2 separate regions of the Mus musculus genome follow, and region 1 is linked to region 2. Evidence: chromatin loops called from intact Hi-C (ENCODE). Cell type or tissue: left cerebral cortex. All regions are shown on one strand. Links, peaks and the distances in the headings refer to the core of each region. The heading gives the core; the rest is flanking DNA.

Region 1 (12,455 bases), core at 4,052-9,051, 59 kb after region 2:
AGGCTTAGGGCATTCAATGACAAGTTAAAAAACTGTTAAAATGATGTTTTCATAGGAAAACCTTATTCCATTTGTACTCAGCTAAGCATGGTGTAGTCAGTGTCTACAGCTTCCTGAATTTCCTACTTTTCCTTACAGCATGGGACGTGTAAACTGCTCTTGAAAGCACCAAATTTACCATAAACATGGGAACCTCTTGCAATTCAACTGAGGTGAAGCTAGAATTGATGTGACCTCGTCGTCGACACCACCACCACCACCACCACCACCACCACAACCACCACCAATGGAATACTGTCTAGGCAAACATCTAATGTATGTGACACTTGAGTAAAATGGAAGATGAAAACAAGAGGGGGCTATTTTGGTTAATTTCATAGACGTTGTAGACTTGAAGAGTACCTAACGTATTTTCACTTGTGGACTAGCAAGATGGAAGTTCTTTATTTGACAATACATCATGCCTCTCTGGTTTTAAATGATAGCAGACATTCTTGGGATACCACCTTAAGCATAAGGCAATCATGACAGTCCCTTAACACGTGAGGGTTCTACACCCATAGATTCAGCTAAATGTCCATCAGAATTATTTGAAAACCAGCCAATTGTTCATGAAAGTTATTTGAAAACAAACGCATCTTTATTGTGATAAATAACACTCTACCTTAGAGAGAAGCTTGCTAAGACTCAGGATGCTCTAAAGGAGGTGAAACAATCCATCCTGCAGGGGAGTTCCTTAAATCTCAGGAAGTCTCTGGAACTGAGCAGACTTACCAGACCTCTCCCTTCCTAAGTATACACAAACAGTAAGTCCTGCAGAGAAGCATTCCCCCAGACGAGCCTGGGTGCCTGGAAAAGACAGAGAACAGCCAAGCTGCCTGGAAGAGGCTCTGACCAACTAAGTTGCCTTGAAAGGACACAGTATATCCTGTTGAGATGCCTGTAAGTTGTGTAGCAAGTTCCAGGCTTCTAGCTTTTACTAGCCATCACCCATGCTGTCATGGGCTTTTGATGATAGAGCTGACTTTGGGTTATTTTTGCTCCTGTAAATAACCTATTGCCCATATTCTTTTATGTAACCTTTGTAAAACTCACTTACTAAAGGCATGCACCATCAATCCCAGGACTAAGGAGGCAGAGGCAGGTGAAGCTCTGTGAGTTGGAGACTGGCCCACTCCACAGAGCTGCTTCTGGGACAGCCAAGGTTACATGAAGAACTCTGTCTCAAACTAACCAAACAAACAAAAAACAAAGCAAGCAGCAAAAAGCCATTGCTTTACCAAGTTGGACTTTGGTGGCACTGTTACTGTCATCTGTCATAGGTTTCCTGTGTAAGGGTTTGTTCAAGTCTTCATGGGAAAAGTGTCACACAACATATGTAGACTTTTTTTCTTGTCATTATTTCCTAAACTATATAACAACTAGTAGGATAACAGGTCCATTAATTTATTATAAGTAATCTAGAGATGGTGTAAAGAATTCAGGATTATATGTGTAGGTATAATCATGTGTATAACACAAAATATATCATTTTATATGGAGGATCCGATCACTGATAGATTTTTGTATTTTCATGGAGTCTAAAACCCGTCTTCTCTTGATCTATAAGGATCATCGTAGTATAGATGTAAGTTAAGGACAAATCTGCTAGTTGCTTACTGAATGTTCAACCCCAGGAACCACACCTCTGCAGAGGCTCAAAACTCAGAAATTCACATCTCTTGGAGAACCTATACTTTGTCAGGAGCCCAGATCTTTAGGAACACAACTCAAATCTCTTTAGGATCTCATATCTTAGTAACCAGAATCTCTTCAGGATCTCACATCTCCTCAGGAACCCATATCTCATCAAGGTCTCACATCTCAGGAAGCCCTCTCCTCAGGAATGTATACCTCTTTAGAAACCATCTTCCCAGACATCTATATACCTCTTCACAGCAACTCTCAGCTCTGTAAGAGAGCACTTCTCCTCGGGAATGCGTGGCTCCACAGGCACACTCATTTCCTAAGCTCACATTTTCTTTCAGGAGAGAAGGTGGCTCGTTAGTGAGCATCCATTTATGGGGAGTCACTCACTGCTTTCTGTGACGAGTAGAGCTCCTCTGATCCCACGGTGTGCATCATATTGACTCGTGTCTTCTATGTATAGCTCAGTCCTGACCCTTTAAACTCGAGTGCTGACTACAGTTTGGAGATTAATAATTTTAAGATCAATAAAAGGAATGGATAATACAGTGATGAGTAACCTTAAAATCTCAGAAAACCAATTTTCCCTAAGCATCTGAAGTGTGGAGGAAAGCATAAGCTGGGTTTTATTTATAACCCAGAGTAATCCCTGTCTTTCCCCTGACTTTACTCGGCATTCTAAGAGCTACACGGACCCTGGGTTGGTTGCCCTGCAACCAGGGAGAGATCTGTGCAGGAGTTTTCTACAGTCCATGCTAACTAGAATCTTGAACTTTCTACTCTGGGATCAGGTTATGTGACGAATATGTCATAATGATCAAGAGCTTGGTCATGGCAAGAGCCATGACCCCTGCCTCACTCAGCAGCTGTATGGCCCTGGATAAAGTAAAATATTTGAGACTCAGTCCCTTCTTCCTAAAATATAATATGTGAAATGAAAAAAAAATGTCTGGATCATAGTAAATATTCAACAGATAGGACTTCATCACCATCTTCTCTATCCTCCTTCTCTGCATCATTATCATCATCAACACTATCTTTATCATTATCATTCTCATCTCCATTCTCTTCCTCCACTTCATCTTCATTCATCATCTTCATCATCACCATTATCATCATCATCATTGTCATCCTCATTATCCTTTCTATCTTCATCATCTTCATAACCGCCATTGCCCTTCATGTCATTTTTGCATCTCTGTCATGATGCAGACCCAAAGATTCAGGACATGTCACCTGAGGCCTGACTTGTGGTCATGTTTCTGTGGAACTCTTGGCACACTGTCCTAGGGTGGGTGCACATAGGAAATTTAGAGAACCTTGAGCAACTGAGAGAGAAGTTAATATTTTGAGTTTATACCACTGGTAAATGGTAAATAGTAAGTCTAATGAATAATCCTATACATGTTCTAATGTTTTGTTTGTTAAGGATGCCTAGAGTCTTGGCAAGCTAATGGTGAATTATGTTGTGCCATTCGGAACTAGGTAACTGTAGAAAAACTCTTTAATAGAGCGATGAAATTTGGGTTCTGGGGAGATAGCTCAGCAGGCAGAGGTGCGAAGCCTGATGATTTGAGTTCCATCCATAGGACCCATGTGGAGAAAGGAGAAAATCAACTGTGACAAGCTGTCCTCTGGCTTTCACATGTGTGTCGTGTGTCATATGCACCCATACAGTACATACACAATGCATACATACATAATGCACACATAATGCATACATGCAAGCATGCACACATACCATACCTCCATCCATACATGTATACATGCATGAATACATACCATACATACGTGGGGAAAAGGTACATTTGACTTGGCATAGTGAAGTATGCCTGTAACTTCAGCATTCAGGAAGCAGAGGCGGCAAGTTTGAGGGCTACATGGATCACATAGCAATATTTGGTTCCCTAAACCAAACCAACTAAAGCCCAACAACAACAACAAAGGGAAATATGGTTATCCCCCTTTCCTGGAGGATACAGAATTAATCATAAAGGTGATTACTCATTTTGGATGGAGTATGTTAGAAAGATAATTCTTTAAAAGTTCGCACTGTAACAGAGATCTAGTCCAGAGTTGCTATCTATTTAATACACAAAGTACTTTGGCTGAGCTTCCTTATTGGTTACCCAGTGCAGAGTGGTTAGCCCTGAAACCACACACACACACACACACACACACACACACACACACACACACACAGTGCAGAGTGGTTAGCCCTGAAACCATACACACACACACACACACACACACACACACAGTGCAAAGTGGTTAGCCCTGAAACCACTCACATAAAAACCAAAAATGGACTGAGCAGATTGTATTTATATGTATTTGTGAATACACACATGCATACATTTACATATCAATAATAAGAGAAAAAAGCTATGAACTTGAGAGTGGGGAACGTGGGTGAGGTTTGAGGGAAGGTAGCTGGGAAGGGCTGGAAAGAGGAAAGGGAGGAGAGAAAGTGATATAATTATATTTCAATTAAAACATATTAATAATAAAATATGAAAAGGAGTCTAGTGAACTAAATCAACATTAAGAAAACATGTTTCAGCAGTATGCATAAGGATGGAATATGTGCAATACGAACCTAGGGACAAAGAAACATTTTCATAAAAGCTGAAAAACACAAGGTTGTGGATATTCATAATAACTCAAAATAGCCTCCCCCGCTCTGTTTTGTAAATGGTAGCTTTGTGCCTATGAAAATGTCCACTTGCTAATTCTGTGTAACTCAAATCTAGAGTTAAAGACTCCAGGCATAAAGTTTATATGCACATTATATTTGTCTTTCTAAAATAAACATATTTATGATGAAAAGTTCTGAAATCCTTCTTACTTACAGGGTTGTTTTTCTAATTTACCTTTTGGATGGCTTAACTACAATCCTCTAGTTTCTTCCTCTAGTGACAGAAGAGTCTGCCAAGTTTTCAGGTAAGATGATGGGGGTACCCTTCTACAATACGGATATCCCACTATAAAATGAGAATATTTAAGGACAGATATTTATTTTTCTTGGAAATAGACAAAAACTTTAACTTTGTAAGGACGAAAATAGGAAAGGTGGAAACAAAATGTAACCCACCTGAAAATTTCTGGGCAGTTTTAATGATGTACCAGATGCTGTAACATGTGTAGCAGAGATAAGTTAACGCAAAATTATTTATTGTATAACTCCTGACTATGAGTAGGTTGGGCATGTGGGAACGTTGCTTTCTCTATAATTTTTTTTCAGTGATATAAATGAAAACACTTAGAACTGAGAAAACATGTGTTGGATTTCTTGTCCCAGTTGCTTCCGACATTTTATTTCTTAGTCATAGTTACATACTACTTTTAAAAACATTTATTTATTTATGTGTATGACGGCTGTGTGTGGAGGCTGAGGAGAACTTGGAGTTCTTTCTTCCCACCATGTGGGTCCCTGGAATTGAACTCATCTAGTCAGGATTGGTGGCAAGTGCCTTCACCAGCTGAGCCGGCTAGCTGGCTTACAGCAGCTGTTTTTAAAATGGAGATTTGATGGCTTATGATTACATGGAGCATTGTGAGATTTGGATCCGGCATTTGTGGAGGAATGTTTAACTTTGCTCTCTCACGGCAGATCGCGGATACCACGGTGTGAGTTTAGCGCATTCAGTGATCGGACTGGTCCTTAGCACACCATACTTTATTGTAATTTCTTGCGCAGGTGCATTATGAATTTGTGTGTCTTGTATCACAATGCATGGCAAGATGCCTACTTTGTCGTTGAATGCTGGGATTGTTGTGCTGTCGTTGAGTACTTTTTAATATATACTTATTTTATCTATGCATATGTGCCTAATAAATGTATGTGCACGAAGTACCTTCAGGTGCCCATGGAGGCCAGAGGGCACTGGGTCTCCTGGAACCAGAGTGACAGGTGGTTGTGAGCTGTCTCGCGTGGGTGCTAGGAACCGAGGCGCATCCTCTACAAGATCAGTGAGTGCTCTTCTTCAGCCTTCTCTCTCACCCCTGTTGCTGAATAATTTGTTAAAACTCCTCGACCATCCACACCAGGCCCCTTGTGGTGAGAACTTAATCTGTGATGAGTCTGGTGCATGCTGACTCAATAACTAAGAAAACCACCTCTATCTCGTATGGAGGGAGTCGAAGTGTAAATATCGATCACACGTAGAGGCTCCCCATTCTGTGCACCGGGGGAGAAGGAGAGTTCCCCGTGCAATCCAAAAGGCCTTAGAAATGGGTGGCAAGTACTGTAGCAGGGCTCAGCGGGAAGCTGAGCTCCTTGGACTTGAGGTCAGGAAGGGCACAGGTGCAGGGGATGGCTGAGCGCTCTGGCACGCGCCAGTTGATTCCCCAAGCAGCCAGTAAGCGGCACTGTGCCCCGGCGCTGGCGGCCGGAGGAGCGGGCTGCGGATTACCTGCAGCAGCCGGGGCTGGCAGCTCCTCCCCGCCCGCCCCCAGCCCGCCCCCGCCGCTGCACTAGCCCGGCTCCGCGGGCTCCGGGCACTCGCTGGCGGGAGCCGGGGCCGAGCGCGCCGGGCAGTGGGGCCTCCTCCCTGCGTCCTCACGCCGGGCTGCCCTCCTCCCGCACCGTGCGGCGCAGGGAGGCCCCGCGCCTCGGCCGCCCCCGCGTGCCCGCCTCCGCCGCGCTGCAGGGGGACCGACCGCTGGGCTCTCGGCACCAGCAGCGCGGCCCCCCGGGTGCCTCGGGCTCCTGGCTGTGGCCGCCGCAGGGGCAGCGACCCGAGTAGCAGCCGTTGGAGCCCCTAGAACATCCTGGTTAGCAGTGACTAGAGCGTCCAGAGAAGCCGCAGCAGCAGCTTCAGCAGTAGCAGCAGCAGCATAAGTGGCCGCGGTCGTGGGGCTCCGCCGGGCTCCGGAGCCGGCCGGGCCAGGAGCGCGGAGCCATGGCTGATGCGGGCGAAGGCGAGGATGAGATCCAGTTCCTGAGAACTGTAAGTGCCACGTCGCGGCGCGCATCTCCCAGGGGAAGGGGTGCCTGGGAGCCCCCCGCAGGGTCCCCGTAGAGTGACAACCGGCTGCGGGGCCGCCTCTGGTCCGCCAGAGGCGCCCCAGGGATGCTGGAGGGGTCTGCATCACCACATGTGTGCAGGTGTGCGGGTCTGCCCGGGGAAGGGCAGGACGCGTGTCTGTGCGCGCATGTGGAAAACCAAGAGGACTCAGTGCGGTGACAGCGTGGCGAGCCAGCGGGAGGCACCCGGGCGGGCGCTACCCAGCTGCGGGAGCTGAATTGGCCAGGGACCTCTTCGACCGACTCAGGCTAGGGTGCAGGGCTGCGTGTTCCGTGGGGCGCGCTTAGCGTGGCGGCTCTGGCTTTCGCCGTCCCTGGGGCTTCAGGGCTGAGTCTGCGCGCCGTCACGGAGTGAAGACATCGCAATCCGAGTACTTGGCGGTGTCGATCATATAGTGACTGGCCAGGGCTGAGAAGGCTGCCCCCAGGGTGCCCCCAAGTCGAGCAGATACCAATGCCATGGAGGCTTGCTCCGGTGGTCCCCACGGTTCCCGGCATGGTGCCATGCTGGTTTTCGTGACGACAGCTTGCAGAGCGCATTGGAACCGTGTGTGTGTGTGTGTGTGTGTGTGTGTGTGTGTGTGTGTGTGTGTGCATGTGTGTGTGTGTGTGAGTGTGCGTTCCTGTGTGTTGTGTGTGTGTGTGCACGGACCGCATGAAAGAATTTACAGAGGCTGAGCATCATGAACATGTGTCGTTCTTTAAACGCTGGCTTGTTGAATACCGAGTGCAGCCAAGTGAGTGCCTGCAAGCAAGTGATGTTTGTCTGTGTGTTTCTGTGTGTGTGTGTGTGTGTGTGTGTGTGTGTGTGTGTGTGTGTGTACAAGGGGAGGGTGGCTGCTCGGGATTTCCACATAGTGTGGTAGGCAGGGAAAGATCGGCCTCACTCTAATAAGATTCCAAGTGCCACTTGGCGCTGCTGCCTTCCTTCCTGATTGTTCTACACTGCAGATACTTCCTAGCCGCTTGCTCACCTCCAAACCTTTGAGCCTGCTCAAGCGCCAAAGAAGTGCAAGAAGCCCCTATCACATCAGTCTGCTTAGCCTTTTCTGCATCGTCTCAGTCTTTCCTTCCTTACCTCTCCTCTTTTCCCAAGACTATCCCCCTGACAGGATTCCTTTCCACCCAAGACGGCATTTTCTGCTGGGATTTCTTCCTGGCAGCCTTCACGTTCCACTTCCAGGTACAGTCCCTTCCAGATTCACAGAAAACACCACACAGATGGGGAAAATTTGAAATACTAACTAGAGGATAACTTTTAGGTTATTTGCATAAAACCTGAATGGTGTTATTAGGAGCCATTCCCCTGCACACTTTACTTTTTCCTAGTATTTGGGAGGTGGGTCGTTTGCATTGCAGAGAGGCCTGTGAGTGCAGATCAGTGTGGACCACAGGTCTGAGCTGAGCAAGGCTGTCCCCATACATAGACAGCATCCTCACTAAGACATAGCTTATGAAGGTATCCGAAGCCTTCTAGCCATATTGTTTATTACGTTTCTTAGTGGACAATTGTCTAAAAGTTCTGTTTTGTTTTCAACAAGTCAAGCTGTAGCCTCAAAAGCCACGGAATGCGTTTTTCAGGCAGATTACAGTTTTAGCTGCTGTGTGGCTTTAAAATTCAGTTTGTACCACACTCTACAGGGTTAAAATTAGCCAGGAAATTTTGGCTGGTTTTGTGAGTTCAAGGGCTCCCTGCAGGCTTAAATGCTAAGCCTAGCTTATGGAGGTGCTGTTATCAGAATGTTTAATGGGGACTGAGGTACTGTGCCTGCCTGTAGGGTTTTTTTTTTTTTTTTCTTTCCACATATAAAGTCATGTTAACTCAGTGCCACTTAGCAGCTGCCTGTCAGCCAGAGCGACACCTTTGATAAGTGGGGCTTGGGTAAGGTCTGGCAGTCCTAGGCTGAGATTCTTCTTTTAATAAAACATTGGTAGGTTGTTGTACTGATGATAAATGACCTTGAAGGAGTAGCATTGTGAAGAAGGGTGTGTGTGTGTGTGTGTGTGTGTGTGTGTGTGTGTGTGCCATTCATATCTGAAAGGAAGGCTTCTTTTTCTGAGCTTGTGATTCTAAAACGATAATTCTCAAGTCTTTCTCCAGCTCCCCCGTCTGCTGCCCTGGGTCCTTCCCATTTTATTCTTTAACCTGAGTATGTTGATGGTTCAGTGATATTAATGAGGTTAGCAAAGGCAAGCGTGCCATCGCTTTATTATCTTCACCCCTCCCCACCCCCGGGGACAATTTTTAAAATGTGAAAGTGTCATTGTGAGTTATTTCATTTTGTGTTTATTTATTTTTGTTCACACTTGATAGCCTGTGAACATAGGGTGCTATGGAATATGTGGCATAGGATGAATGACATAGAATTCCTGGAGATCCTGTCTCACTCTTCAGAGGGCTGAGATTATAGGACTCACCATACCTGGTTTCTTTTTTTTTTTTCCTTTTCTTTTTAATTAAAAAAAAAATTCCAGACTGGCTTTGAACTTGCTTTGTAGCTAAGGCTATCCTTGACCTATTGATTCCTCTGCTTCTCTCTCCTGAGTGCTGGGATCACAGGCGTGTGTTCACAACGGGTTGATACAGTGCTGAAAGAATGAATGCAGGGCTTTGTGTGTGCTAAGCACATCCCAGCTCCTCATTTTGTTTTTTTTTAAAGGCACATGTACCAAGGAGCATTAAGACTGCATATTTTGACATACTAATTGTAACTGAAATCTTTCTGAGAGTAATAGACAGAGCTGTTGTACATTAAAAAAAAAAATCAGTCATGGGGATATTGTGGCTGTGCTGTGCACCAGGCATTTACACAACTGATTAGCATACCCTGATCATTATCATGTCAATTGGGCTTGGATTCTGCGTTCCAGCACACTGAAGCATCTCTACCATCCACAGCTCCTCCCCTTTTCCTTTCTGAGAGAGGTCTGAGATGGTTGCTAAGGGACATAGAGGTGACATCTTTAATGGAGCCTTTGCGTGAGTTGTGTCTTCTCTGTTTCTATCAGGGATGCCTTCATTTTGAGGGTTTTGTCACTGTCAGCCTAACATCCGTCCAGTTCTCTTTTTCTTTATTGCTGGTTTTGTTGTCTGCCAAGATTCCTTCCCAGCAGGTGATAGGTGGCTTCCCTACCAGATGGAGACAGGCTCCCTCTGATCTGTTTATATTTGCAGGGGCTGAGAAAATGCTTCAGGTGTGCCTAGCCCTTGAGACAGATGAATCATCGTATCATAAAATAAACCTTTAGCACCTAATGAATTTGCCCACCATGTCCAGACACATGCATGATTTGAGATGCCATGGCTTCTTTTATCTTAACAACTTTTATGAGCTTGCCAACATAGCAATGAACTGTAATTTGGTATTTAAAAACATAGATTATTTGTTTTTCTTAAAGCTTTATTTATTTATTTATTTGGTGTGTGCATGTGCGCGTGTCTGTGTGCGTGTGCATGTGCGTGCGTGTGCGTGCGAGTGTGTGCGTGTGCGTGTGTGTGTGTGTGTGTGTGTGTGTAAGTGAGCATGCGCACATGCTCGCATGCATACATACGTACTCTCTGGTGTTCTAGTGGTGATCAAGGAAAAATTTGCAGAGGTTAATTCTCTCTTCTTATCATGTGGATCTCGGGAATTGAACTCAGGTCGCCAGGCTTGGCAGAAAGTACAGTTACCTGCGGAGCCATTCATTGCCAGCCTAACGCTTTTTTTCCTCAAGCAATCTTGTACAATTTCACAGGTGCTATTAAGATACGCCTTCAACTTAAGAATATATGCGTTATTAAATGGCCTTGCTAGGGGTTATGTTTTCAGTCCTTTGCTTTGTTTGTTTGTTTGTTTTGCTTTTCATCATTGTAAGTATAGCTGAACTACTCTGGTCACACACTGGGTCATATGGTTAGTATTAAGCACACAAAGAGACTTTAAGTTTGGGTCCTGGCTGCAGGGATCGTTCTATTAGGAAGGCTGGAAACCTTTGCCGGAGGAGCTCTTCCTGGGAGGATTCCCTTCCCTGCTCGTCCATCTTGCTCCTGAGTGACAAAGAGCATCTTAGGAATTGCCAATCAGTTCATAGCGGTAAAAAGAAACCTTTAAGGTCAGCGATGAGCACGGCGAGGGCTGGTGGTGGCAATGGCTCACAGTGCTTTGTAGAGGTCAGGAAGATCGCTAGCATGAAAACAGTACCTCGCAGCGGACAGGAACCCCAAGCTTTTCCTTTGACTCCAGGAGTGTCAACGGAGAGGATCTAGCCAGCGGTGGGCATTTGCTTTCTTGGTCTTGAAACTACAGATAGCTTGAGATCAAAGTACACCAATTGCACTTTCTCAAGGAACTGATGGACCCCCTTCCTCAGAGTCCAGGACACGTCATTAGATTTTAAAAGAAAACCAAAAGCCGAATCACTTAGAAGTCAGTGTGTACATTTTGCAAGAAGGGCAGGATCTAAACTACCCAGAACATTAATTTATTTGACATCCTGCCTTATTTGTGCTTTGGCCTTTGATAACTTTTAATATGTGAGTCAAGACTGAATTACCTAAAGACAGATGATAGCCAGGGCCACCTGAGTGGCTGCAGATAGTGTCTGAATGGGAGAGAGGGGCGATAAGGCATCCATCTGCCCCCTGAGACTCAGGGGGAAGTTCTGGTGATGTAGTAGCTTGTTTGCTAGGCACCTTCTGCATGTATGCCATGATCTTGGGTGTTGAAGAAACATTTGCAATAAGCAGAGAAAGGCTTCCCTTTTATTATAACTGTAAAAGATTTCAAGGCTGACTGACTAATCAAAGAGAAAAACAGCACGTAGACCGCCTCCCTTTAGTCTCAGGTAGGTTGAGCCTCTGCCCTCCTCCTCCAGTCATATAGAGAATGAAATCGAAGCCTTGCTCGAGGTCCACACATCTGCCTGGAGTTCTTTCTGTCCTTATCTTGACCTTGTCTGTATCCCTTCCCATTTCTACCCCTTGTCCTTCCCGCCTGTTTCAGAAAGAACAGTCCCCCGCTTCCTTTCTGAGCCACAGTCTGCATACATCCTGAATCCTGGTCGGGAGCCGGCTCTGTTCTTTGCTGCTTGTCCCTCTCCGCATCTCTGGTTTTCTTGTCATCTGTTCATCCCTCCCTCTTTGGTTTGACCCTGATGCCCCATTTTACAGCCTCACTCCGCCAAATGTGGCGTCTGCTCCTTGTCTTCGCCTCTCCTGGACACCTGGGAACCCCTGCTTCCCAAACCTCCCCTCCCCTCTTCTGATGCTCCCCTGAAACTCATTAGGAAGGTGCTCACCTGATCCTCTGTTGTGAAGCTACTTCATGTGATCATGGAAGCAGGGCACACCCTGCTGGGCTATTCTATGGTTTTTGAGTGTGCTTTTGGGGCTCACTTTGTTATCCCCAAAGATTTTGTTCTGCTTCTTCTGTGCCTCTTCTGCCTTCATACTTTTATGTGTGTCTCAAAATCTGGGATCTTGGTGGGGATGAAAAATCACAACTTCGTTCAGTCCTGAGGGCCAGAGCTGGAAGGGGTCTCTGTGTGCTCCTTACATTAAGGGCACCGATCTTACATGCAAGGGAGTCCGTCTAATTTCCTTCTGACAGCCCCACCTATTGATACCATCACTTTGAGGGCTGGGATTCCAACATGAATTAGAAAGGAGCATAAAAGACCAGAGAACCAGCACCTTGCATTCCAGCCTTCATTACCCCTGACAAACACACCGCTTTGAGTCCTCCTTGCCATTTGGTGA
Region 2 (12,455 bases), core at 4,594-9,593:
TGTGCTCAAGTACATAAATCAATTTCCAGCTTCATTACTCGGGAGTCTGCTCTTCACCATGAGAAGAGAAAAAGCCACATAATCAAGAATTACATAACAAACATAACTGTAGCCAGATACCTGGAAACCTATCTATCTTTCCTGTCAGAGAAATTGTGAAGAAACAGATTTAGGTAAACAATGAACAGGAACACAGTTGGTCCACTTGCTAGAGGATGTAATTTGGCTGAGTATTATATACTTTCCTTGAGTTATTGAAAAGAGAATAGAACTTCTGGCTCCATGTATGTTAGTCCACAAAGTGGCCAGGAGGTGTGATGCTATAATGAAACTGCCTACTGCTTTACCCTGTTGGTCAGGGAGAATTTTTTTCAACATCAAAGCAATTTTCTTTCTTTTTTTTTTTTTTTTAATTGAAAATAGATTCTCATTTTTCTAAACTGTCACTCTGTAAATACAAGCCACGTGCAGCTCAAACACCGAGATTGCGAAGCCAGTAATGAGAAGCTGAACAAGTCTGGCATCGCTCAGGCGATGCTCGACGCTAGAGCTGGAGATGAACTCAGATCTCAAGGCACAGCTGCGGGGACTCAACGTCATTGTGGCCAAAGAAATTGAAGTTGGTGGTGGTTGGAAAGCTGTCATCATTTTTGTACCAATTCCTCAGCTGAAATCTTTCCAGCAATTCCAAGTCCGGCTAGTTCATGAATTGGAGAAAATGTTCCGTGAGAAGTATGTAGTCTTCAGTGTGTAGAGGAGGATTCTGTCCAAGCAAAAAACAAAACAAAAACAAAAACAAAAACAAAACAAAACAAAAACCTGTAAGAAAAACAAGCAAAAGTGCCCAGAAGCTGCACGCTGACAGCAGAGCAAGAAGCCACCCTTGAGCACTTAGTCTTTACAAGTGAAATTGTGGGTAAGAGGGTCTGTGTGAAACTGGATGGTGGCTGGCTTGTAAAGGGTCATTCAGACAGAGCACAGCCGAACATCGTGGAGCATAGGGTGGAAACTTTTTCTGCTGTGTATAAGAAGCTCACAGGCAAGGATGCTGATTTTGAATTCCTGGGGTTTCACTTATAAAGAAACTGACTGAATAAAGACTCCCTTGTTTCCCTTCAGAAAAGAGCAGGCCTCCAGGAGATGACAACCTAATATGGCAAAACAAAGTACAGTAAAACAAGACAGAAACCCTAACATCAAAGATGGACAAGGCAACCCAACAGGAGGAAAAGTGAGTCCCAGGAGCAGGCAACAGTGTCAGAGAGACACATGCTCACATTGTTAGGAGTCCCACAAAACCACCAAGCTAACAGCCACAACATACACACAGAGGACTTGGGGTGGACCCCTGCAGAGTTCATGCTTGCTGCTTCAGTCTCTGTGTCCAGTATGAGCCCTGCTTAGTTGATTCAGTGGGCCATGGTCTCCTGGTGTCCTCCATCCCCTCTCGATTCCTACAATCTTTCCTCCTCTTCTGCAGGGTTCCCTAGGCTCTGAGAGGAGGGACCAGATGGAGACCTCCAGTTTAAGATTCTCTCTCTGCATAATGTCTGACTGTGGGTTTCTGCACCCACTCCCATGTGCTGGGGAAAAAGCCTCTTTGATGACTAATGGACAAGGTGCAGATCTATGAGTATAACAATATTTTTTCTAGTTTATCAATGTGAAAAAATACTTGAGGAAAATAACTTAGTGGGAGAAAGGTTGATTTGGGATCATGGTTTCAGATGTCCCAGTCTCTATTTACTGCCTTCTACTGCTTTCTCAGGCCCATGACAAGGCAAAAATATGAGTGGAAAACTATTAACCTCATGATGACCAGAGATATGCATCTGCATGCTCGAGTGCATGCGTGCGTGTGCACGAGTCTCTGTGTGTGTGTGTGTCTAGTGGGGATGGGGTATAGATGATTAGAGTTAAGATACAAACTTTTCGGGTATATCTGCAGTGGCTCAGCTACTCCACCTACCTCCTAATAGCCCATTAGCTCTGAACTTACCAATGAAACTAGTATCCTCATGATCCGATCATCTCTCGAACGGTGCTACCAGCTGGGGGCTAGCCATTCATATTAGCCTTGCAGGGAGAAACTCTTGTTCTAGTTTGATTTTCTGTTGCTGTGATGAAATATTCTGACCAAAAGCACCTTGGTGACCAAAGAATTTATTTGGCTTATACTTCCAGGTCACAATTCATCATGGAGGGAAGTCAGGGCAGGAGCCTTGGAAGAACACTGCCCGCTGGTTCACTCTCTGGCTTGCTCTCAGGCTCATGCCAAGCTAGCTTTCTTATGATGCCTGCCAAGTGAACGGCGCTGGTCCCAGCTCCTACATCAATTAGCAGTCAAGTTGGGTGATGATAGCACACATTTAATCCCAGCACTCGGGAGGCAGAGGCAGAGGCAGAGGCAGAGGCAGAGGCAGAGGCAGAGGTGGCAGAGGCAGAGGCAGAGAGGCAGAGAGAGGCAGAGAGAGGCAGAGGCAGAGAGAGGCAGAGAGAGGCAAAGGCAGAGAGAGGCAGAGAGAGGCAGAGAGAGAGGCAGAGAGGCAGAGAGACAGAGAGGCAGAGAGGCAGAGAGGCAGAGGCAGAGGCAGAGGCATACATCTCTGCAAACTGAGGCCAGCCTGATCTACAGAGTGAGTTCCAGGACAGCCATGGTTTTACACAGAGCAACCTTGTCTTGAAAAACAAGAATTAGCCATCGAGGTAATGCCCCCATAGACATATTACTGGCCACTCTGATCTAGGCAATTTTTCAATTGATGCTCCCTCTTCCCAGAGGACTCTAGGTTGTGTCAAGTTGACAATAAAAACTAGGACATCTTTGTGTGCAAACCATAACGATCTTCATTTCTAAGTCAGAGATTTATTTTAAAAAGAGGAGAAAAAAAAAAAAGGAGGAGACTTTGCAGTTTGCTCTTTCCTTTCTAGCACTAACGTGGAGTCAGAAGAATGAAGCAGAAGGGAGGGTAGGAAGTGCAGATTAGAAGAATTGAGTTGTAGATCCTAGGAACTATTGCAACCTCCTTTCTGTCCACTGACAGTAGGGATAAGACTTTCTCAAGGCCCATCAGAGTCCGAGATGACAGTAATACATCTGGGACATTCTGGGAAGGGATGTGTGCATGTGTGTGCATGCATTTATGTGTATGTGAGTGTGTAAAACAGCAGTGATAATCCCAAAGTACCTTCCAAATTCTAAGATTTTTGTTTCATATGAGAGGGAACATTTTCTTCAGAGGCTGTAGAGGACACAAGTGGACTGGAGTGGAGCCACGTGTTTATGTCTGTGTACTTGTGTCTACACCTGTGCCTGCTTCAGTGCTAGAGAGGGAGTGATGTGCAAGCGAGTGAGAAAACATGAAGGAGCAGAGAATGATAAAAGAGGAGGGCTTTGTAGAGAGTGGAGCTTAGGCTCTCACAATCCTCCTGCATCAGCAAGCTCACCCCATGCATGTACCTGCACAGAGTCCAGCGATCATCTCTTTTTAGATAATGGTCATGGATATTGGTTCCACTGATGAAATAAAATGGGAATGCATGGTTGATATACAGTTCCCAATAGTTCCATTAAATAAACATTACTGGAGACCATTGTTTGGGCCTCAACATATGAGACTGAAAAGAAAAATGGTGTCACTCATGCTAAAGTTCTACATCAGCAAACTAAGCTGTTTATCTAACCTTTCCAGAAGTCAGAAGAAATGAGAGGGAACAGTCAAATTCCCCATGGACTGGTTTCAATTTTTATGGTGATGAAACGCCATTCTTTCTAATCCTTATCCAAAAAGAAATGAGCAGAAAAGCAACCATCCCAACACAGAGAATGTTCTGTCTCTGTCCCTGATTTACAAGAGTAGTAACTTTGAAATGACTGAGACACTATGTTCTTTATTTCTTATTTCTCCAATCTTTGTCTGCCTCCTTGTGGTCCTTACACTGTCCTGTGGAATACTGTGTTGTCCACTTCTGGAGGTGAAAAAATAAGGCCAGTTAAGATCTTGAAAGGGAATTGTTGTAATTTGCCCTTTGACACTCCTTATAGTAAAAGGTTGTGATGGCTACTCTTGGTTATCAACTTGGCTACATCTGGAATGAACTAAAACCCAAATGTCTGGGCACAACTGTGAACGATTTTTCCTTAATTAACTGATTTGAAGTGGGAAGTCCAATTATAACCCAGATCTTTATTTCCTTCCTTCCTTCCCTTCCTTCCCTTCCTTCCCTTCCTTCCTTCCCTTCCTTCCCTTCCTTCCTTCCCTCCCTCCCTCCCTTGAACCACTCTGTAGACCAGGCTGACTGCAAACTCAGATATTTCTTTGGTGCTGTTTTCCATGTGCCAAGATTAAACGCAAGCACCATAACTGCCTGGCACTATAATCCAGCTCTTTGAGGTAGGAAGATCCACCTTTAATCTGGGGTGCACCTGCTGGCAGCCCATAGAAAGGCCATGGAGCTAGGCTAGCTCTCTGCCTGTTTCCTCCTGGAGCTAGGCTAGCTCTCTCTCTGCCTGCTTCCTCCTGGAGCTAGGCTAGCTCTCTCTCTGCCTGCTTCCTCCTGGAGCTAGGCTAGCTCTCTCTCTGCCTGCTTCCTCCTGGAGCTAGGCTAGCTCTCTCTCTCTCTGCCTGCTTCCTCCTGCAGGTTGTCTTCTGACCTCCACCATGTGGCTCTGGCTTGTGTACACACACACAATTTTTAAAAACACATTTAAAAAGCAGAATTGTGAAAACACCTTTATGCATTTGTCTGTGATTTTTCAAGACAATGGTCATTTTATTTTCAATTAATTTTTTAACATTAGCATACAGAATTCTAGTTTTTATTATGACATAATTTGTTTTTGTTGATCCTTCTCCCACTGTTTTCTTCCATGTCTAAGTCCCCCTCTGCACCTCTGACCTGTACACTAACTAACCTCTTTTCTGTTTCCATGTTACGCATGCTCCAGGACCTCTCCCTTACTTCTTCAGCCCCTTTCCTTTCTAGCTTTACGACCTATGCCTACATGTACTGTGTGCCCTATGTGCACAGCGGGTGCCTTGGAAAGTCAGAAAAGGCATTGGCTTCCTTGGAACTCGAGTTATGGATGGTTGTGAATCACCATGTGAGTGCTGGGAACGGAACCTGGGTTCTCTGCAAGAGCAACACGTGCTTTTAACAGCTGAGCCGCCTCTCCAGCTCTAAATTTATTTTTATTCTTGCCTGCATGTATGTGCACAGTGTGAGTGCCTGCTGCACTCAGAAGCCGGAAGAAGGTAACAGATGTCCCAAAACTGGAGTTAAAGATAGCTGCAGACAGTGACCCGTGGGTCCTGGGTCTTAAAGCAGGTTTCTTTGGAAGAACAGCCAGGTCCATAACCATTGAGCCACCTCTTCAGCCCTCGGCCACTTTTGATATCTGCATAACGACTCATTTTTCTAAATAATTTTGAAATATTTTACTCTGTGGCGTGATCAGTATTAGTTCTTGCATTTAACAACAGCAAGCCATTGGCTATCTTTGGTTCCTTTTCCCCCCACTGCACTAATCTCTGGGGACACATTCCCTGAAGTGGATTCCAGGCTCAATGTTAGATATGCACCAATGGCTTCTTTATATGTATTTATAACATTTGTTTCATGGGAAAATGAATTCTGAGTCCTTCAAACAGACTTTCAAAATCATCTTACATTGCTGGTTTAAAATTTTGCCAGTGATTATTTGGTATTTATGTTTGTGTTCTGTAAATTTGTGTTTCTGAGTGTAGACATACTGAATTTCTCCGTGTTCTTAGGGATCTGTTTTGTGCTCTCAGCTTTGGAGAGCTTTGCTGTTATTCCCAGAGTGCAGGATTTCTGCTCCCCTTCTGTTCCCAGGACATTCGCAACCTGCAGAGAGTGTTAACAAAGGCATCTAGCTGCATTCGGTTGCTCGGGTGGGGGGGAGGCAATGCCTGCACTAATGTCTTTCTCTAGAACAATCCTGTAGGCGGAAGGAGTAGGAAGCGTTGTCAAGGCTGAGAAGCAGGACACAGCTGCTTCTGAGAGCTCTCTAAGGAGTTGGGAGGTCTCTTGTGGGCTGCTGTCTGTCCTCTCTCAGGTGAAGCCACTGGTTAAATAGATTACTAATGGAGTTCTCCGGGGGAGCAGAGATTGGCTTTTCTCACTGGAGCTAGCTGCTAACTCTCAGATACTTTCAAAAGCCAACTGGGCTGCCAGCAAATGGGTCCAGAAAGAGACTAAAGGGAGGACAGCACCGATGGCCTCCTGATGTCCCCCTCATTCTGCTTTTCCTTTCCTCCCTCTCCCAGACCCACCCCCAAACTGGAAACAAAACAAAACAAAACAGTCTCTTTTTCCTAAAGTGTTTAAAAAATTTTTTTTAGACGATGGATTTTGTGTAGACCAGGCTGACCTTGAAGTCCCTATGCACCCAAGGATGATCTTGAAATCCTAGTCTGTCTACTTCCTGGGTGCTGAGATTATAGGTGTGTGTGCCAGCCTACCCAGTTTATGCTGGGGATCAAACCCAGAGCTTCTTGTATCCAAGGTAAGCACTCTGACAACTGAGCACCATCTTCTCCCCCTTGAAGCTCTTTTCTTTTTCTTTCTTTAAAGAATCAGAGCGTTCCCTTTACGAGGAGACACATGCGCATGCATACACACACACACACACACACACACACACACACACACACACACGCACACACACACACACACACACATTAGAAGACAGCAGTGTACCAGAGTATTCAAGCTTGGCTCAGGCACAGAGAGACCCAGAATGTGAGCATCCACTCTTATATAATCCAGCATAAGATCTAGAGAACATTTCTTGCAGTTTTGCCCACTGTCCTCAGAACCAAAGGCTTATTTATCATTAACCAACCAAACAGCAACAAACACTGATAGAAGACGCTGGGGGAGAAGGAGCCCTTCTGCACTGCAGGGGGGAGTGTGACTGACTGCAGCTGTTAAGAGAGTCAGAATGGAGTTTCCTCAGAAAGCTAAAAATAGAATGACCATTTGATCCAGCTATACCACTCCTGGGGATATACGCAAAAGACTCGAGTCAGCAAATCGCAGGGATTCTTGCAAATTTATGTTTACTTTGGTCCTATTCTAGGTGAACAGATAAAATGTAATATATATGTGTGTGTATGTAGTATATATATATATATATATATATATATATATATATATATATAAAATATATATATGTGTGTGTGTGTGTGTGTGTGTGTGTATGTATACATATGCACACAATGGAGTTTTATTCAGTCACCAAGAACAAAATACTATTTGCTGGAAAGTGGATATACAACTGGAGATCATATTAAGTCAAATAAGCTGGATTCAGAAAGTCAAATAATTTTTTTTCTCCTGTAGAACCTGGGTGATATGTATGTATACACATGAAAGTTGAAGGTGGACTATTTAGGAAAAGGAAGGGAATAATCAGGATGTGGGCGGAGGAGGGTAGGAGAAGGTAATGGGAATACGTCTGATCACAGAACATGATGTTCTTGAACACAAATGTTTCTATTGAACCTATTTTTTGTACACCAAATATACACTAATAAAAAATTAAAATGGGTAGGGAGGCATCTCAGTAGTACAGTGTCTATCTAGCTTTTTAAAGATGCCAGGTTCTATCCCCAGTGGTGTAAGATACATGTAATCTTAATACTTGGAATCAGTAAGCAGGAGGGTCAGGAGTTCAAGGTCAGCCTGAGTTACCAGAGGCTCTGTCTCAAAAGCACCTCTGCCCTGCCTCCCCCAACCCCCATTAAAACACCAGGGTTTGTTTGTTTTTTTAATCTTCTGTCCAAATTGTACCAGTACCTTGTCTCTAAATGAGACTGATGACTGAGAGCAGGGCCTTAGGTGAATAGCCATACTCAGAGAATGAAGTACCTGAGTACCAAGTCTGGTGGTTCGGACTGTCCTTTTATGTCCACTAAGGTGCACTACATGTTCCTCCTCTCTGGAGTGGCCTGGATGTGAGTTACTGCTGCAGTGTGAATAAGAGCTGTCAGCCAGGCACAGTGGTGCACGCCTTTAATCCCAGCACTTGGGATGCAGACCCAGGCAGAGCTCTGTGAGTTTGAGGTCAGCCTGGTCTTCAAAGCAAGTTCCAGGGCTACAAAGCGAAATTCTGTCTCAAAAAACAATAGCGATGGAGAGAGGGGAAGGGAGAGGTGCACGTGTGTGTGTGTGTGTGTGTGTGTGTGTGTGTGTGTATGTGGCGGTTTGGGGGAGGTGTCTCCCATATGCTCACGTATGTGAACACTTGCTCCTGAGATGGTGGCACTGTTTGGGAAGGTTGTGGGCATTTTAGGAGCTGGATGAAGTATATCTCTGGGGGAGGCTTTGGTGCTCCATCTCCTGGCCTTACTTCCTGTTCTCTCTCCAATTCTTGTGAATGGGCATGAAGCTTGACCAGTGTTCTTCCTGCCTGGCAGACTGCTCTCATGCTCCTGCTGCTAAGATGGACTGTGCTCATCCTCCCAGAACGGTCTCTGTCAGGGCATTCTAACACCGCAGTAGAAATGCAACCAGTGCAGCCGTCCACCAATAAAGTGTACAAAGGAATCACCCGGCACCCGAGGAAAAAGCCCCATGAAAGGAACAACGGATATACTGAACTGGCACTCGAGAGCACAAAATTAGTACAATTAGTGGAGGATTAGTTTGAAAAGCTCCTCCCCCAACGGCACACTGGACGCTAGGGACCACCAATAAGAGGGAACACGTGATGTTTATCTTCCTGGATCTGGATTTCTTGGCTATAATCTTTTCTAGTTCCATCTGTTTTACCTGCAAATTTTCTTGATTTTATTTTTCTTTATGACGAATAATAGTCCACAGTGTCTATGTATTACATTATCAATATCCATTCGTCAGTTGAAGGAAATTTAAGTTGTTTCCACTTTCTGGCTATTATAACTAGAGCAACAATGGACGTAGCTGAGCAACCTGAGGAGAAGAATGCTGGAGTCTTTTCAACAGTCTTCACAGAAGGATCTACAAAAGACTCCGGATAATCAAAGCAGTCTTTAGGAAAAACCGTGATAGAGGGATCACCATACCAGATTTCAAGCTGTGTTATAAAGCTATCGCAATACAAACAGCATGGTCCTGGTACAGAAATGCAAATCAATGGAACAAAATAGAAGACCCAGATGTGAGAGTGTGTAACCACACACATCCAATATTTGGCAAGGATGTAAAAAATACACACTGGAGAAAAGATAAAATCTCCAACTAATGGTACTAGGAAAGCCAGGTCTCCACATGTAGAAGAATGTAGACCCCCATTATCTATCACGCTGAACAACAACAACAAAAAAGTTAACTCCAAATGGACCAAAGACTACAAAGTGAAACTTGAAACACTGAAATTGCCAGAAGAAAACACAGGCAGCCATACTCGACAAAACATAGCTACAGGAAAGAAGGTTCCGAAGTAGGGCTCCATTCACTCAGGAATGAAAGCCAATGATTGATAAGCGAACCTCAAAAACGAACAAGCCAAACTGACGAAAGCTAAATGTTATTGTGCAACAAAGAAAATGAGTGAAGAGGAAGCCCGAAGAGTGCGGCAGAGGCTTTGCCATCGTACATCTGAGAGAGGATGATGCATAGCCAGAATACACAAAGAATCCAAATCACAGAGCCAAGAAAACAAACGCCTAGTGTAAAGACTGGGCTAAAGAACTCTAAACAGCTCTTTCTCAAAAGAAGATATAAAAACAGCTAAGAAAGACCTCAAAAGTCTTCAACATTTTTAGCTTCTAGGGAAACGGCAATGAAAACTATTTTGAAATTTCATCCTACCCCACTCTAAATGTCTAAGTTGAGGAGGGGGGAAAAAAAACCAAATTGAAAGCAAGTGCCGGCAAGGATGTTGGGAGATGGAAACCCTCGTTTGTGGTTGGCTGCACTGCAGACTCGTACAGTCAATATGGAACTCTTTTTGGTCAATTCTAAAAAAGCTAAAGGAAGAGAGATACCATATGACCTAGCTATGCCAAGGGAAGAGCTAGAGTGGTGTATATGCCCAGTGGTATAGGCTTGATAGGCTGCTGCAGGGGGATTGCTGTGAGCTTGAGGCTAGGCTGGGCTACTACAACTAAAATCTAAACTAAAACCAACAGAGGGAAAACTGGTCCATGACAACCAATGAGAAAACAGTAAGGGCCAGCACACACACCGGCCATCCCCTCTGCCTCCATAACTCTGCCTTCCTGGACCTCTCTCTCTTCTTAGGCAACTCCTTTGCTATCAGGCACCTACCTCAGTGGCCCACAGTACTTGATGGAGATCCTTCCCGGGCAACTAGAAAGTCTGAACAGGGTGGATTGGGTAAAGTTGCATCCTCTGGGATAAACTGACCATGCTCTCTACCTCTAGGAAATGCCTAACTCTATTCTGCTTTGCAAGGGGCAGGAGCTCAGATTTGCGTTATTCCTGCGATGATCAACCTTGTTTGTCAATCTGATTGGGTCTGAGATCAATTAAGAGACACACCTGTGGGTGAGTATTGCCAGGAAGGATTAACTCGGCAAGGGTGGGGAAGAAGCGGTGCGAAAGACCTTCTAGGCAGCAGCCTGGGTATAAGGAGGTTTGAGGAACCCACTTTCAATCTTTCCAGGTGAGCACATCTACTCTGTTGTCATGGTGGCTGCTGTCCTTTGCTGCCATTTGAAATCAGTTTGTCTTGTCAATGTAAACTGAAGACCATTGCCTCTCCAAGAACACTCCAGTCTTTAAGTGTCATGCTTGGACTGCTGAGACCTCCAGTCTTGGGGACTTGGGGACCAAAGAGCTACCTCATTCTTTGCCTCTCCAGCACATAGGCAGCCATTGTTGAACTATACAGATTGTGTTGTGTAAGATAATCTAATACATCTCCTTTGTAATAATACTTATTCTGTAGATCCTGATCCCGTGGAGACTATTTCTCTCCTGCTCGTTTAATAGAAGGAGTGTTAGGTGTGTGGCTGGGCCTGTGTGCTCTCAGCGGCTAGCTCTGCCTGGCATCCAGAACCCTGAACAAGCTAGAACAGATGGTGGTATGGAGAGGTGGCTCTCCAGTCCTCATCCCAAGACACTTATTGCTGCGGAGCAGGGAAGTGCAACTAAGACAATACTTATCACATACCCACTGGGAACAGAGCTCTCTGCCACTGTAGAGCAAAGACAAATGACTATTCCTGGTCCCCAGAAATGAAAACTCGACCAGAGGACACAGTCCGAACCAGGAAACAGGTCAGCCAGAGCAGAAAGCACATGTCAGACCACAGGTGGGAGCCAAGAGATGGAGGGCAATGCTTCACCCTGCTGGTAAATACTTAATGACAAAATCTTACTTAGATTCCTCAACAACCACATATGCAATTTTAATACTATAATCCTTGCTTTTCAGGATGAGGGAACTAAGACTCTATGAGTGAGGTCAAGAAGTTTGCCTAGTGTCACATACCTGGTAAGTAGTGAGACCACTACAGAAACCGAGGAGCTGATGTTCCAGAAGGGGATTTGTAAGGGGTAGGGAGTCACAGTGGGTGACTCGAGAGTTGAGAATGTTTGTTGTTGTTGTTGTTGTATATTTGTTTACTTGTGACAAATATTCCACAACTTCTGCTGGTCAGAAATTCCTTGAGACAATGCCTTTGGCTCTTTGTCAGTCAGAGAGCAGAGTCATTTGACTCACCCATGCCATGAATGGCCCTGCAGACAGCTTAAGTTTCAAATTGGCCATTAAACCTGTCTGTGACCTTGTCAACTGTGGCTACAGTCATCTTCATCTGGAAGGATGCATGGTCTTTGGTATCAGTGAATGAAATGGAGCTTTCTTTCTTTCTTCCCTTCTTCTCTTTCTTTCTTTCTTTTTTTTCATTTCTGAGACACAATTTCGCTGGTGTCATTTTGTATGCGGAGGCTGCTTCTGCTCTCACAAGTCCAGAATTATCATAGAAAGGGGAGAGTGATGGTATGTATGTATGTATGTATGTATGTATGTAATTTTAAATTATGTATATGTGTGTGGATATCTGTTTTGGTTGTGTGCACTTCAATGCAGTTCCCATGGAGATCAGAGGCATTGAATTTCCTTGAGCTAGATTTACAGGCAGTTGGAAACTACCTAGTTCAGATTCTGGGAGTTGAACTTGGGTACCTTATAAGAACAGCAAATGCTCTTAGCCTCTGGGCCATCTCTTTAGCCCTAAGAATGATTTTAACAGGCAAGAAAAGGAGCAGTAACAGACTGGGCAGAGTCCTGGTGTGGCCTTGTGGGATGCTGTCTTGACAGACATTGGCAGAGCTGGTAGTGGACTCCTGTCCTGTATACAAATGTCCCTGGGCAGGTGGCCAAGTCCCTGGCTCTGGCAGAGGCTTCGCGGTGTTGTTTGACATGCCGGTGGATAGATGGTAAGATGGGTGGTGGATAAGGTGCTCTGTCACAGAGT

Evidence for each region. Peaks named below come from ENCODE experiments on the same cell type or tissue, not always from the same donor. Only the 100,000 strongest peaks of a DNase experiment are listed, where the experiment ranks them.
Region 1: a loop joins it to region 2, with 5 times the contacts of the local background. A loop is called at or near these places in 5 of 42 quality-filtered maps.

The regions. Positions count from the first base shown.
Region 1 is chr13:12,100,582-12,113,036 of GRCm38, reverse strand. It overlaps Ryr2 (ryanodine receptor 2, cardiac), which reads left to right and starts at 6,092. Exons shown (of 105, transcript NM_023868.2): 1 at 6,092-6,638. The coding sequence starts at 6,591. In left cerebral cortex, for the core only: CTCF peaks have their summits at 6,031, 6,724 and 8,505; DNase peaks (open chromatin) are centred at 6,546, 6,903, 7,542, 8,312 and 2 more places; H3K4me3 peaks cover 3,583 bases; H3K27ac peaks cover 2,559 bases.
Region 2 is chr13:12,160,148-12,172,602 of GRCm38, reverse strand. It overlaps the pseudogene Gm16419. Among named protein-coding and RNA genes, the nearest start is that of Gm10336, 20 kb to the left of the region's middle. In left cerebral cortex, for the core only: no CTCF peak of the experiment used is centred there; DNase peaks (open chromatin) are centred at 5,130, 5,943 and 6,742; H3K27ac peaks cover 1,578 bases.